2 separate regions of the Mus musculus genome follow, and region 2 is linked to region 1. Evidence: chromatin loops called from intact Hi-C (ENCODE). Cell type or tissue: heart. All regions are shown on one strand.

Evidence for each region. A loop is a pair of places that touch in the nucleus more often than their neighbours do. Peaks named below come from ENCODE experiments on the same cell type or tissue, not always from the same donor. Only the 100,000 strongest peaks of a DNase experiment are listed, where the experiment ranks them.
Region 2: it touches region 1 in a loop (4-fold over the local background); 2 of 42 quality-filtered maps call a loop at or near these places.

What each region holds. Positions count from the first base shown.
Region 1 is chr4:21,723,178-21,731,177 of GRCm38, reverse strand. It overlaps Ccnc (cyclin C), which reads right to left and starts at 3,477. Exons shown (of 12, transcript NM_016746.4): 1 at 3,263-3,477; 2 at 675-781. The coding sequence starts at 3,294. In heart, a CTCF peak has its summit at 4,134; DNase peaks (open chromatin) are centred at 3,497 and 4,147; H3K4me3 peaks cover 2,012 bases; H3K27ac peaks cover 1,573 bases.
Region 2 is chr4:21,875,583-21,883,582 of GRCm38, reverse strand. Pnisr (PNN interacting serine/arginine-rich) reads right to left here. Exons shown (of 11, transcript NM_001369189.1): 11 at 7,108-8,000. It overlaps Coq3 (coenzyme Q3 methyltransferase), which reads right to left and starts at 3,937. Exons shown (of 7, transcript NM_172687.2): 1 at 3,787-3,937. The coding sequence starts at 3,895. In heart, no CTCF peak of the experiment used is centred here; a DNase peak (open chromatin) is centred at 3,792; H3K4me3 peaks cover 1,579 bases; H3K27ac peaks cover 1,171 bases.

The DNA of each region.
Region 1 (8,000 bases):
GTTTGCTAGGCCCCGGCATAGTCTCACAAGAGACAGCTACATCTGGGTCCTTTCAATAAAATCTTGCTAGTGTATGCAATGGTGTCAGCGTTTGGATGCTGATTATGGGGTGGATCCCTGGATATGGCAGTCTCTACGAGGTCCATCCTTTCATCTCAGCTCCAAACTTTGTCTCTGTAACTCCTTCCATGGGTGTTTTGTTCCCAAGTCATCATCTTTTGTTTGGATTTTTCGAGACAGGGTTTCTCTGTGTAGCCCTGGCTGTCCTGGAACTCACTTTGTAGACCAGGCTGGCCTCGAACTCAGGAATCCACCTGCCTCTGCCTCCTGTGTGCTGGGATCAAAGGTGTGCGCCACTACCGCCTGGCGACTAAATCTTCTTGCTTATGCAAAGTTATAAGGTAAAATGAGAACTACTGGATGCTAATTTAAATAATCATTTATTCTTAAAGTATTTTGCTTAGGCCAACCTTAAAAATGGACCTCACTAGAAATGCCTGAGATTAGTCAACACTGGGCTATAATACATAAGGTGCGAAAAGTATTACCCAGAACACTGAAATGATAATTGTCTAAATAAAAGCATTAACTATAGACTTTAACAACTCATGGAAATTACCATATAAAATAGTGACCAGCTATAGTATACTACTTCAACCAATATAAAAGTTTACCATTTGTAAAAAATATTTGTAACTTCCAATACTCCTCTTCTGAGAGAAACTTTAGGTCCTTTTGGCGCTCTTTCAACAGATCTTGTTTATCCAAAATCCACTGCAAACTAGAGAAGGTAAAGATTTAAAACATGGCATAGAAAGGCAACAGCAGGGATGGGAAGGGGAGGAGCTGCTTGAGGTACTGGGAGGAGAGAGGGTTGATATTGGGATGTAAAGTGAATAAATAAATTTATAGGAAAAAAGCCAACAAGCCAAAGCATTTAAAACATTAAGATTCAATAAGCTTACCATCTTCTACGAGGCACACCTCTCTCTGTCTTTATTTGTCTGTTTGGTTCTGGTTAGCTCTGGCTATCCTGGAACTCCTTCCATGGATCAGACCAGCCTCAAGCTCACAGAGATCGGCCCCTCCCCATCACCACCAAGTTCTGTGATTAAAGGCATGCAGTGCTTCACCCAGCTTCTTCTTCCTCCATTTATTTATTTATTTATTTATTTATTTATTTATTTATTTATTTGGAGGTATGTACTTAAAACATTGATAAAAGACAGTGTCTGGCTGGGAATGCAGCTGAGGTAGAGCACCAGTTTACCTCTGAAACTTCAGCATTAACTCTTCAGAATAGGTCTCTAAAATCCTTAGTAAATTATGTTCAACAATGAAATACTTGAGTTCTTCAATACATGCTCACCTGTTTCAAATACATTCAGACCTGGAGCAAATTTTATATTTTTCTAATTTAATCCCCTTTTCAATCAGTGTTTTCACCATCACCCCCAAGTTTCTCAGTCTTGTTGGACCAATAAAATCTCTTTGGTTTTTGTGAGTGCTATTTGTGAGTGGAATATATTTGTGAGTGCTTTGCTGGATATAAATCTGTGTCAATCAGTGTGACTCCCGTACTGTCTGGTCGATTAACAAGGATGCTGTAGACGCCATTTCAAACTCTCAGGTAAGTTATTCATCAGAGTTCTCTAGTTTTTCAGCAGCCCACTGGCAGCCTCAGCAAGATCGTTTGAAGAAAAAAACAAAAAACAGGAAAACTTGAGGGTAAAGAATCTCTTGATGGTTTCAAAGCTTCTCTACCTCTTTCTCAATTTCCTTCATAGTGTCATGTGTACCAAACACCAGCACACAGGTTTTCAGACCCTCTAGACTAAGAACCATCCTGGAAGATAGACTCTTGCTATATCCAAAGACTTACTACTGCCTGTCTTAGTATTATGTCACTGAGACAGGCAATCAAGGCATTATCTGAGCACCAGGATTAAGTACAGGCCCAAGCTTTATCCCACCTTTTTGGGTCATCCCCTTTTGTATTTCATTTTTTTAATGGAAACATCTCAGTGAGTGAGAACAATGTAAAATAATGTCCCCCAGTGATGCTTCATTGGCCTTTCATCTTCCCAGAAACACTTGGTAGCAAGGGAGGACCTGCTTTCAGAAACAGGTTTCCAAATTCAGTTTTCTTTCTTTCTTTTTTTTTCCCCCTTCTTCTTCTTTATTCTCAGGCAAAGAGGGAAACAAGCAAACCAATTCACAGAATTAAAATTTTGTTATTCTCTTCCCACTAAAATTTAATTAAACTAAATGTCTCTATCTAGTCCTGTTCATTTTTTATGTATTTAGTGGAAAGCCTGCTCAACGCTTAGCCCAAGCATACAACTTCCTGCATGTTTAACCAAATGTATTTAGAGACAAATATCTTTAAGATTACTTTAGCCCTTCCATGGTCACTGAAAGACATTAAAATTTAGTGATTTAAGTGGTTAAAGGAAGAGGACAAAATCTGGGAAATACACGACTTTAAGGCAAAATATAAGACACTGGCTAATGAATGAAAATGGATATATTTTGAGAGCCCCTGTGCTCGCAAATTCTAGAAGCATTAAAGTCAATTTAGGAGCCTGCAATTGGTGGCTCATGCCTTTAATTCCAACACTTAGAAGCAGAAGCAGAGGCAGGCAGATTTCATTAAGTTCGATGCCAGCCTGTGAGTTTTAGGGCAGCCATCCCTCAACGTGAGAAACACTGCTTCGGGGATGGGGGTAGTGGTGTCAATCTAGGCATAAGGCTGGGCCAGGAAGCAGCAGGTAGAAACAAGCACGACTCACTCCTCTCCTCTGAGTAAATATTAAATCTACAGTAAGGCGAATGACAAGAGATTATAATATCACTGCTATGAAAAAACAAACAAACAAACAAGCTAGCTAGCAATAGCCAACCATGTCCATCCAAAGCAGGGAACCTCACAGAGCTACAATGGGTCACTCTTTCCCTTGCCGGTGCCCACATCATCCCACCAATCAAACCCCAAATTTGAAATGAAACCGCCTCCGACTCCCTTCCCGGAGATCAAACCCCTTACCTCTTACCCATCCTTCGAGCTCACCTCCCCTCTGCTCCCGAAATCTCTCTGTGAGAAGAGGGGAGGCTCGCAAACGACAGCATCACGTTTCGGACCCCCGGCTTCCCAGGGAGGGCTCACCCGCAGCGGCCAGGATGGAAACCCCGAGGGATGGGCAGGCCCAGCCCTCCTGTGCCCCAGCCCCGGCCCCAGGCGAGAAAATGGAAGCTCACTTACTAGTGGGAGCTCTGCCAGAAGTTCCCTGCCATGGAATAATACTGCTTGCCCTGATACAAATGCACCAGCCAGCAAAGCGGCCCGCGGAGCGACCATAGACACAGTCCGGACGACTGTGCTCCTACCAGACTGGCTGGGCTGAACTCCACAGCCACCGCAGCCGGAGGAAGAGAACAGCACCCTCGTCGCCTTGACGCCGGTCGACAACACTGAGCGGCGTACACCGGTTCCGGCAGACAAAAGTTCCGGCCCGCCCTAGTTGCGGAGGAAGCTAGCAACCGCCCGACCGCCAATGGGCTTGTTGAGGCGGGAGCTAAGGAAACACGGGCGGAGGCTCCCGGTGGCGAGAGGCTCTCCCCGAGGTTTCCTGCCAATTCTCCTCCAGAGCGTCCACACACTGGGTTTCTGGTCTAGTGCGGTTTTCTTTTGGGTCCATTTAGGGATCTTGTTAATCCACGGTGTAGGCCTTCAGAAATAGCACACTGGCGTTGAAGAAAGCATGGCAGTATATGACTGCTTTTTCCCTAGGGCTGAAAGGAGAAATAAATGAAAGTAATTTTGGCCTTAAGATGTAAGTGCTCTTAGTAAAGTTCCTGTCGGTATTAAGCCTAACGAGTTAAGTGTAGACTTAACTTAGAGTAGCAATCTTTTTATGTCAGAGCCGGCTACTTGTTTACCTAAAAACATGAGCATATAAATGTACATCTAGCTAACACTTACGTTCCAAATGGGTATGCCGCAGAAATGCAATTAAATAATATTTAAATGTTGCTGTTATCATTGCAACTTTGCGTTCGCGTTTCGTACTGTACTTCGGCGGCAGAGTCAAGAACATGAGGAGTTTCAGGCCAGTCCTTGCTTCATGCTGAGACGCCATCTAGGGGAAAAGAGGAAAAGGGATGTAGATAATCAAGGATGTAAAATGCTTGCTGGTGCCCCAGAAGCTCTGGGTGATACTCAGCACTATATACACCTGCAAGCTAAGGGTATTCAATACCCTCAGATACGTTGTTTTGGGCCAGCCTAGGACAGGTGAGGATCTATCTAAATCTTTTAAGTTTTAATTTAAATTAAAAAATGTCTCTAAATGATTGGGCACACCTGAAAATTAGTCAAGAATTCCGAGGAAGATAGCACCAATGTTTTTCCTTTGTGAGTGGAGTCTAATTGAGATGTGGAATGGAGTGAAAACAATTTCTATAAGTGAAACTAGTATGCCAACTATAGAAAAGATGTTTTTAAATTCCACCCACTTAGGCACGTACACAATTAACCTGTGAAATACATTTATTCTTGAATTTGGATGAGCTAGACTAGGCTTCATTGTTATAACATTGTTATACCCCCAACTTAGCTTGAAAATTCGTCTCATTCTCATGGTATTTCCTAAAGCTGGCTAGTTCTTCCTGGCTGCCCTCTAGATCTTCAGAGAACTAGAGGGTTTCTATCTCCCAACTATTCATTTCAATGTTCCTTGCTTCCAAGATCAACATCTTTCTGGGCAGAACATGACTCAAGCGAGCTCTTTAATAACTAGTATTAAGAGTCTTGAAATAGAAACAACCCAATCAATTTTCATGACCCACTGACCAGAATATACCCAAATGACTCCAACTTAATAGCCAAGGTACCTAAAAAATGTTGAGAGGCATGTAATACATTTGTGAACATTACTGTTTGTTTCACTGCAGATCAGTTTGTTTGTTTGTTTGTTTTGTTTTTTCAAGACAGGGTTTCTCTGCATAGCCCTGGTTGTCCTGGAACTCACTTTGTAGACCAGGCTGGCCTGGAACTCAGAAATCCGCCTGCCTTTGCCTCCCGAGTGCTGGGATTAAAGGCGTGTGCCACCACGCCCGGCAGATCATATTTTTCTTTTTCTTTTTTTTAAAGATTTATTTATTTTATTTATATGAGTACACTGTAGCTGTCTTCAGACACACCAGAAGAGGGCATCAGGTTCCATTACAGATGGTTGTGAACAACCATGTGGTTGCTGGGAATTGAACTCAGGATCTCTGGAAGAGCAGTCAGTGCTCTTAACCGCTGAGCCATCTCTCCAGCCCCTCAGATCATATTTTTCAAAATGTGTTTTAAAGACACAACCATCACCCAAGTTGTGCATCATAGAGATTTAGATTTGCTTTAATTCTCTCTGCTCTTTTCCTTTTGTTTTATCAGCCTTGCATAAAGATTCTGTAACAAACTGCTTGCGATGTTTTATGTGCTTCTATGACACTTTTTTCTTTCTTTCTTTCTTTCTTTTTTTTTTACTGTTTTAGACAAGATCTCACTATGTACCTTTGGCTGTCCTTAAACTCACAAAGATCTGCCTGCCTCTTTCTCCTGAGTGCTGGAACTAAAAGTGTGAGCCACTACACCTAGCTCCTATAACACTTTAAAAACGGGAAGGCGTTAGCACACATCTTTAATCCCAGAACGCAGGAGGCAGAGGCAGAGGCAGAGGCAGAGGCAGAGGCAGAGGCAGAGGCAGAGGCAGAGGCAGAGGCAGAGGAGGCAGAGGAGGCAGAGGAGGCAGAGGAGGCAGAGGAGGCAGAGGAGGCAGAGGCAGAGGAGGCAGAGGCAGAGGCAGAGGCAGAGGAGACAGAGGCAGAGGCAGAGGAGGCAGAGGCAAAGGCAGAGGAGGCAGAGGCAGAGGCAGAGGCAGAGGCAGGCTGATCTCTTGAGTTTGAGGCCAGCCTGGTCTACAGAATGAGTTCAAGAATGGCCAAAGCTGGGCTGGTGAGATGGCTCAGTGGGTAAGAGCACCCGACTGTTCTTCCAAAGGTCCAGAGTTCAAATCCCAGCAACCACATGGTGGCTCACAACCATCTGTAGCGAAATCTGACGCCCTCTTCTGGTGTGTCTGAAGACAGCTACAGTGTACTTACATGTAATAAATAAATAAATCTTTAAAAAAAAAAAAAAAAAAAAAGAATGGCCAAAGCTACACAGAGAAACTCTGTCTTGGGGGAGAGGGTTGCAGTATCCTGGGCTGGCCTGGAACTCACTGTGAACTCAAGTGTTCTGATTTGCTTCTCTGTTATTGTGATAAAATGCTGACAAAGGCAACTTGGGTATATAAAGGGTTGGCTTCACCTTCTGCTCCAGCATCGAGGAAGGCCATGGCGGGAATCTGCTTCAAAACTGAAGCAGAGACCATGGAGAAAATCTTAATTCACCGTGGCTTACTACTTTGTTATGTTTCATGAGCCCACCTGCTCAGGGATGGCACTGCCCACAGTGGACTGGCTCCTCCCATATCAATTAGCAATCAAGAAAATGCCTCACAGACAAGCCCACAGGCCAGTCTAATGAAGGTAATTACTCAATTGAGAGTCCTCTTTGAAGGGACATCTAGGTTTGTGTCAAGTTGACAAGTATGATACCATTAATGTTCTACTTTACCTTTCTGATCCTCCTGCCTGCACCTACTAAGTGCTAAGGTTGCAGGCCTCTTCTATGTACTCTATTAATTTATATATTATACATGTCTATTGTTATCTTAGCACCTAGCATCTACTTTATGTCTGTGCCTATACACTTTCCCACATCTTTGTAACACCTAATAGGCATAGCAATACTGATATTTGTGGGGTTTGGGGATATTTTTAAACTGTGTATGTGTCAAGAAGAGGTTGTTAGATTCCCTGGAGCTGGAGTTAGAGGTGGTTGTGAGCTTCTCAAGCTGGTAATGAGATGGCCTCAGGCCTTCTGGAAGACCAGCAAGTGCTCTTAACCACTGAGCCATGTCTTCAGCCCATACACTGATATTTGTATCTAACTCTCACATAATTGGGGGAAGGTGTGTGCTTTAATATCATAACATGGATACAAAATCATGTTGGAATGTGAATGCAAAAACAAACTGCAACACATTATTAGAGCCATTATATAATACCATCCAGGTGCCTTTCTTTTGGGAAGACTTTTACACAGCTAACCAAAAAAAAAAAAAAAAAAAAAAAAACCCACATAGAATTGTTTTTTGTTTATATTCTGATTTCTGCTTCCAGTCCACAACACCAAACTTGCAGCACTTTCCAGAAAGGCTGTGTAAGTTAAGGTCCTAAAGCTGAGGTCTTCTGATCTCTGCAGGAATTTAACTTCGACTGTTCTCTCTCTTCTCCTCCCCTCTCTCAGAGTTTCAAGCTGGCTTCAGACTCACAGAGAGCCTGCCTTTGCCTTCCCTGAGTACTGGAGTTCAAGGCACATGCCACCCCTGCCCAGGTCATTCTCCTCACTTAATTTCCCTGTCTACTTCAGAGGATTTGTTTCACTTATTTTATTTTCGTGACCAGTGTGTTTTGCTTTGTTTTTGTTCTTCAAGACAGGGTTTCTCTGTGTAGCCCTGGCTGTTCTGGAACTTACTCTGTAGACCAGGCTGCCCTCAAACTCTGAGATCCAACTGCCTCTGCCACCGCCACCCAGCAATGGCCTAGTGATTTTAATTACTTACATAAACACGGGAAGGTTGATTTTGTGTGTGTGTGTGTGTCTGTGTGTGTGTGTGTGTGTGTGTGTGTTGGGGGGAGGTTAATTAACTGGAACTTGGGCAACGTATCTAAGGGAAATGTATTTGCCTCCGCCCAGAAAAACTGTTAATAACTCCACAGGAAGGGTAGAGCATCATGAGCCCCCCCACCCCATTTCAAGTCCTTCCTTGAAAGTTCTGTGAAATGGGAAAATCAAGTCCAGAAGACTATGTTTAGTGTTCTCCATTGTTGTGGATGGGCCTGGT
Region 2 (8,000 bases), 150 kb before region 1:
TACTTACAGGAGCAGGAGCCACTAAAGGGGAGCTATAACCTCAGAGAGGGGCCTCTGTGACTCTGGTTCCTTTCAGCTTTCCTGGCTTGTGAGAATTGTGTACCTCCAGAATCTTATGACTCTCCCCTCCCTCACCCCTGCAAGGAATGTTTCAATTCAGAAGAAATTATTATATAACATTAAAACCATTTTTGTGTGTATGCACCTGTGTGTGGTGTATGATGCTATACTTGGATGTCTGTTGTATGCAGTATGTGTCTATGCACATATGTGTGTGTATATTTGTGTGCATGTGGAGGCCAGTGGTTGACTTTGGATGCCTTTCTCAATCACTCTTTTTTTTTGTTTTTGGTTTTCTTTTTTTTGGTTTTTTGAGACAGGGTTTCTCTGTGTAGCCCTGTCCTGGAACTCACTCTGTAGCCTAGGCTAGCCGCGAACTCAGAAATCCGCCTGCCTCTGCCTCCCAACACTCTTACTTTTTAAGACGAAGTCTCTAACTGAACCTGGAACTCATTCATTCAGCTAGGATGACTGGCCAGTAAGCTGCAGGGATCCGCCCCACCTGCCACTGCAGGAGTCACAGATAAGCCACTGCAACAAGCCTTTAGATGGGTTCTGGATCTATGCTTAGCTCCCCTGCTTGAGGGGCAGGTGCTGTACTGACTGAGCCACCTTCCCAGTTCTGGCTTTTAAAAAACAAACATATATATAGTCCCCTGACGTTTATGTACATTTGAATGCTTTCACCTGGTCCCCTTTTTCTTCTTTCATTTTTTCTATTGTTTTGCCCTTCTTCTTTAGCAACCCTGACATTCAACACCTCCTTTATCCTTTTGTCTGATTACCCAGGTCTTTCTTTCCTTTTCTATCCCTTTCTGGTCTTCTTCCTGTATCTTTTTACTTTGACACACTTAGCACATTGGAAAGTAGTTTTTCATTGTTAGTGCTGTGTCCACTGGTGGGCTGTCATTAATTTTTACACGTGTTTATATAGCTTGTATGGTTTGCTGTTGTTGTTGCCAAGTGGTACGTGGGTTAAATGTTCAGAAGGCGATCACTCACTAGGAAGATGCCCCAACCCAGAAGAAATATCCAAACCAACAGATATGCAAATCACAGCATATCAGAAAGCAAGACAGCATGACTCCCCAAAGACCATCCTCCAGCGACAGAACCCAATGATACTGAAAAGTCAAGTACCGGATAAAGATTTCAAATGACTTCTCATGAAAATGATCAATGACCCAAAGAGTATACAAATAAAAAGATGAACCCAATACAGGTCCAAAAGAGGAAACTCGACAACAGAGTGGAAGAAGTCAGCAACGTGGATGAAAGGTCAGCAGCAGCAAAACTACCCCACGCCCAAAATCTGAAAAGAAAAACAAGACAACAAACAAAAACCACAGCCTGAACAAAACAAAACCAACAGAAATGTTAGAAAGTAAGACCTCAGTAAATAAGTAGGTAAATAATACAGTGGAAAACATCATCAATAGAATCAAGTAGAGTCATATAACTAGAGGCCAAGGGTGACTAACACTATATTCAAATGCCAATAAGGAAAAGAACTAAAATGAGATACAACTGAAAGAAGAAATCTAAAAATCATGGGCTAGAAGAACAAGCTGAGATAAACACCAATCACACAGAATATCCATTCACTGGCATCAGAGGAAAAAAATTCCTCAAATCTTCAGAAAGAAACAGATATTCAAAACACATCTGGAGACTTGGAACCCCAAATACCTGCGACTGGAGACAAACCTCTCCATGACATTACAGTCATGTTATCAAAAACAGTCAACCATTGGTTAAGAGCACACACAGTTCTTCTAGAGTTCAGTTCCTAGCACCCATGTCAAGCTGCTCATAGCTGCCTGTAACTCCAGCTCCAGGGGATACAAAATCTTTGGCCTCTGCAGGTGCCCACACTCATGTGCACATACCCTTGCCCCCACATACACATAATTAAAAATAGAAATATTTTTAAACGAAAGTAAAGAAACAATATTACAAACTATAAGAAGAAAAATATGGGCTTGGAGAGATGGCTCAGCTGTTAAAGGGTAGGCTCACAACCAAAAATATAAGAAGAAAAATATGCACAAATCACCTATATAGTCGAAACATGAGACTAACTCCAGCTCTCTTGATCAACAATCCTCAAAAACAAGAAACCATGAAATAAAATACATTCTAAGCTCTTAAAGAAAATAACCATCAGCCAAGGCTGCTATAAGCCAAAAGTCTATCTTTTAAATGGGCGATGAGGGTTGGAGAGGTGGCTCAGCAGTTAAGAACACTGGCTTCTCTTCCAGAGAAACTGGACTGGATTCTCCAGCATCCATGGGGCAGTTTCCAACCGATAGACGTACAGTCCTAGGGAATCCGATGCTCTCTTCTAGCCTGTAAGGACATCAGGCACACACAGCCTGTGGTCTGCAGCTGTAGATGCAAGCAAACACCCATACCCATGCCCATACCAGAAAAGACTGGCAGTGACATGAAGATGTGGTGAGACAAGTACAAATTAGAGCAATGGCATCATGTCAGCAGAGCTGGCAAAGGCACGGAGGAGGTGACTATACGTAAGGGAAGAACATGCCAATCACAACAGCTTGGGAGGCCGAGGCAGGTGGGTCTTCTGATGTATGAGACACACATTAAAAGGTTTCTAAAAAATGGACCAGAGATGTTCTGGATCTCTGGAACAATGACTCGGATTGTTCTGGAAGACAAAGTTTAAACAATAAAAGAGTATAAATGTATATAAAGACAATAAAATCTTATAAAAGACAATAGAAGAGTATAAAATCATCTCTCCAGAAAATTAAAGTTGGAATCGTAATTCCATCTAGATCTCCAAGTTCATTAATATTTATTTATATCTTGCTCTCTTAAAAATTATAATTATTTTTTTCAGTAGTATTTAAATAGGTATTATTGCTGTTACTGTCATATTAAAATTCCCAACCATACCAATCTCTACCATATAGTGGTCATTTTCTTTTCTTTTTTTTTCTTTTTTTTTTTTGTTTTTTTTTTTGTTTTTGTTTTTGTTTTTCGAGACAAGGTTTCTCTGTGTAGCCCTGGCTGTCTTGGAACTCACTCTGTAGACCAGGCTGGCCTCGAACTCAGAAATCCGCCTGCCTCTGCCTCCTGAGTGCTGGGATTAAAGGCGTGTGCCACCACGCCCGGCCTGGTCATTTTCTTGTAAAGGTTGAACCTAATTATCTGCGTACTACTTGCGTTTAAAAATCTATAGCACCAAATGCAGTTAGCTCTTTACTTTATTTGCCAAACAAGAGCATAAATGCCTTAAATTCTTTGGCGGGGACGGTAAGATGGTGAGCAATAAAGTAGTGAGGCAGCGCTAGGACGTTCCCCGTGTGTCTTTCTTGGTTTGGTTTGGAAAGCAAGAACCACCTCCAGGATCCAGCAAGTTGAATGGCGGCTCCCGGGCCACAAGCTCATAGAACGCAAATAAAATAGGGCAAAGGTCGTGGGCTACCCGGCGGCGGCGGCACAAGAGACACGCTCTCCGAGGCCCAGATCCTTAGTCCTCAGCCTTTTTCCCCTGGCTTCTCAGACCTGGAGGGTTGTAGCCGCTGGAGAGAGCAACACCAGGTCCCGGAGGTCACCAGGGATGAGGACGGGGCAGCGCGGCGCTGCTTTTAACCAGACCCCACGGAGCCGGACAGCCCACCGCTCTCTGCCGCGCTTGCGCAGAGCCGCCCCGGCACCCGAGGCGTGCGGAAGAACCTCCGCGCCGGCGACACTCACCCGACCGTGAAGTTAGGCGAGGAGGCTGGGCGACCGCGCTGGGGCACCCAAACCCTAGCGTTTCCAGGAGACGAACCCCACGAGAGCCCAGCCTTCCACCTCTCCACATCGCGACTAGAATCCTACTCCTTTTCCGGTCCCTCCTCACAACAAATCCCCAGCGGAAGGGTTCCGCCTCCTACACTCGCGGATGCCGGCTTTTGCATTTGCATTAGTTAATGTGAATTTGTGGTCACCGTTAACTCGAGCTCCTCTATCAAATTATGTCTGCAATGAAATAAAGAGATGTTCCTAATAAAAGGCCACGAAGACCTACCTACCTTCTCGTCCTACGAGTCACGCCGTGCTGTTTTCGTATTTACGAGCTATCTCCTCAGTCTTGGAAAACCGACTCTAATGCTTAAAATCAAGTACGGAAATGCTTTTTCCGAGAAACCCATTCTCTTTCAATGCGCTCAAGTAATCACAGAGAACAGAAGTCCACATCTAAAGTACATTCTTTGAAACTGACCCTTTATTCTGTTCAGGATACACCGTATGTAGCAGAAAACTCCTTACACTCAGTTTAGACGTTTATTGGAAGTAGAAACGGAGCAGTATGAAAGATTCTAGTATGAATCTAATATGAAGTTCATACTAGTTTTTTTTTTTTTTTTTTTTTTTGTCAACTTGACATTAATTTGATTCACCAGGAAACAGGGACCCTCTCCTGAATTGCCTTCATTAGACTGAACTGCGTGTTTGTGGGGCGGCGTTTTCTTGATTGATGTTCAGCCCTTTGGAAAGTGGAACTGGGTTGTATCTGAAGCTTGCATTTATGGATCTCGCCCAGACTTCCCTCAATGATTGATTAGGATCTCTAAGCCAAAGAGAAAGAAACCCTTCCTAGAGTTGCTTTTAGTCAGTGTTTTATCCCAGCAACTAAAAGCAAACCAGGAACGGTTAAAAAACAAACAACAAAATAAAAAATAATGCCCTCATAAAAAGAAGGGTAAACTCCTAAAATTTAGGGCGTCATTCTACATTTCAGCAGGCAGTGCTGTCCTTTAAATCGGGGAAACTTACTAAGCTCTCATCCTCTGAGCTAAAATACTAACCTCATAAGCTGTATGAAAACCAGCTGCTCTATCACTGTCAGAGGTCCCTGTGTTTGGAGGTATATGGCCATTTCTCCAAATGAAGGTGGAAAGTTTTATACACAAGTTGAAGTGTCATGTTTTTGCTGGATTGACAGACCCACGGAAAATCATGGTTAACACTCTTAAGGACTTCTGTGCATGGACTGTACTTAACATTAAGTGTACACCACACAGCTCCATAGCCATCCCAGTCTCGCTTCAGCAAAGGCAGGAAGTGATATGCTTAAATACTGGTAGGAAGCAAAGAACCCTCTAAATCCCCCCACGCAGCAACAAAACGCTTTTCTGTAAGTTCAGTTGAGCTGTGTCAGAAATAAAATTGTGGTGACTGTAATGCAGTATGTAGCCATTACTGTAGGAAAGTTCCAGAGTAACTCCAGTCTTACTTATGAACAAGCTGTAAACTAGCTCATACATATTTTAGAAAACTCAACACCCATTTAACATTTGCAATGTGTTCTAGTTCTTTAATAAAAAATGAAGGGTAAGTCACTTTATGTCTACACAAGCTTTATCCCTTTGAACAATCTACTACATCCATCCAGCTGAATGAGTTCTTGGACTTACTCAAAAAGTCTATCACACGGTATCCACTCTGAGAAATTCTATATTGCCACATTCTATTTAAAACTGAACTTACAGGGGAGTTGGAGAAATGGCTCAGTGAGGACCCAAGTTTCAGTTTTCACACTGTGACTCACAACCATATGTAACTCCCTATCTAGGGCACCTAACACCCTCTTCAGGTCCTTGTGGGCACCCTAACACAGATATACACTCACTATCACTAGTTCAGTTTAGAAACTTCAATGTTAATTTTTTTAACTTACTATAGGAATTTTTAGCCTTATGCAACTCCTAAAAATTTCCAACTAAAAAGTTTTAAAGCCCAGGGTCTAGAAAAATCACACACACCCCATTAAAGAAATAAATCCCAGAGCCCCTTGGTGATGGTTTAGTGGCTGAAAGCCCTGGCTGCTCATTCACAAAGTTGAATTCCCAGCATCCACAGGACCAGGTTGAATTCCCAGCACCCATATGGTGACTCACAACTGGAACTCAGGAACTCAGAGTGGAGACAAATGAAGGCAAAACACCAATACACATAAAATACATACACATTACAAGTTTTTTAAAAGTTGTAAAGCTCTTCTGCCATTATTCTTCATATTTCTTTAAAATGGACTATATTTGGGCATTTACCTATTGTGCAGTACAAAATCGACAAGACAGTTTACAAAGGCAGAAAACACATACATTACTGGAACTGCACAATATTGATATTTTGGGGCCTTAAAGCAATCTTGTAATTCTCCAAATAGGGTGGAGTCCACCCATATTCACAAAATCACAATGACTCCTACACTAGAGAACGTGGATTCCTTCAGCTTTTTTCATACTTACTATATATGTGCAGGCATGCACGGAGCAAACGTGGAAGAGTTACAGGACAATATTATTTAAATGCAATGGTATTACTGGATACTAAGATTATTATTTAAGTAAAAATATTTGACTTGCAGATTGTTCTACAGCACTTCTAATTCATGTTCGTGTGTGTGTGTGTGTGTGTGTGTGTGTGTGTGTGTGTACCATGTGTAGGTAAGTAAGCACCCACAGAGGCTAGGCTAGAGAGGGGTGTCTTACCCTGGGGGCTGGAGCCACAGGAAGTTGTGAGCCACCTAGTGTAGGTGTGGGGAAACTTAGGTTCTCTGCAAGAACTGTAATAAATGTTCTTAACCACTGAGCCCTCTCTCCAGACTTGCAAAAGGGAATCTTGTAAAGACATTCTGATCAAACAATTCAGATTGACTGTCTTGAAAATTGAATGTATTCATTTTTCAAAAGTGTAATTTTAAAAAGTACTTTATAACCAAAGTTTACATCTAACATTTATATACAATTTAGCATTTGCACCCTAAATTATGCAAGCCCTATTTAAAAAAATTTCCCCACTCAAATAAATACTGTTACATGTAAAGGAAGTAATAAATTTTCCACAAAAATCTTACAGTTGGAAATACAATCATAATGCAGGTGTATCTATTAGTAATCATGAATACTTTGTTGGTTTTAAAAGGTTAGATTTAATGATAAAAAGCGTGCAAATTATTAAGCAAAACTGGCGAATTCCTTTTGATTTTCATTTGTATGTCTAAAAATGTATGTATCATAGCCAGCAGAATTTTTCAGTAGAATTTTATTTTGAAAATAATACTTCACTTGAAGAGTAATCTAAAACACTTTAAGGTATGAAAATTTTATACAACTTATCTATTACAAATTAATCAGAATTCTTCAATTAGATACACTGTGTTAGCTCACCTACATAAAAAATATTGCACATTTTGTCTCCAGATATTACTGATGACTAAATTGTATAGAACTCCAAACTACTTATTCTGTGAAATGGCAACTTTATAAATATTGTAACTAAATGCACTGTAAACAGCCATTTTGGTAAACATGCATTTATTCACAGATTTATTTCCTTTAGATAAATGCGTAACTGCTCAAAATTAAGATGCTATGTCGAGGTACAAGAATGCACAAACAAATCTATTTCTGTCTTCATTTCAAGGAAACACTGATCTTGGCAAAAACCTGGCATTATTTTCAAATGAACTATTGCTGGTAAGAAAGCATAATACTCTGCCTTCTGTGTTCTGCACTGTGCTTCTCTTTCAGTTACAATATGAAAAGCACTGTTTCCAGAGATCAACTATCAATGTGTAAGTGTATCGTCTTAAAAACTCAGACCTGAAGCAGCTGAACACTTGGCGAAATGCCTACTACTCATCAAGCGGGGACTCACGCTAGACCGTTCACTAGCCATGGGTTTTGGAAACTGAGAAAATCAGACCATTTTAATGTTATGCAATTGACACAATCCTGCATAACACAATATTCCACCATTAAGCTGAGGTCATATTATATTTTTAAAATATATTGAATCCTACATCCTATTTCTTAACGGGTAACCCCAAGGTGTTAGGCATGTAGAACAGGAGTGACTATATAGTTCCAGACTATTAGTGTCAAATAGTCATTACAAATAACTCTACTGGTGTAATG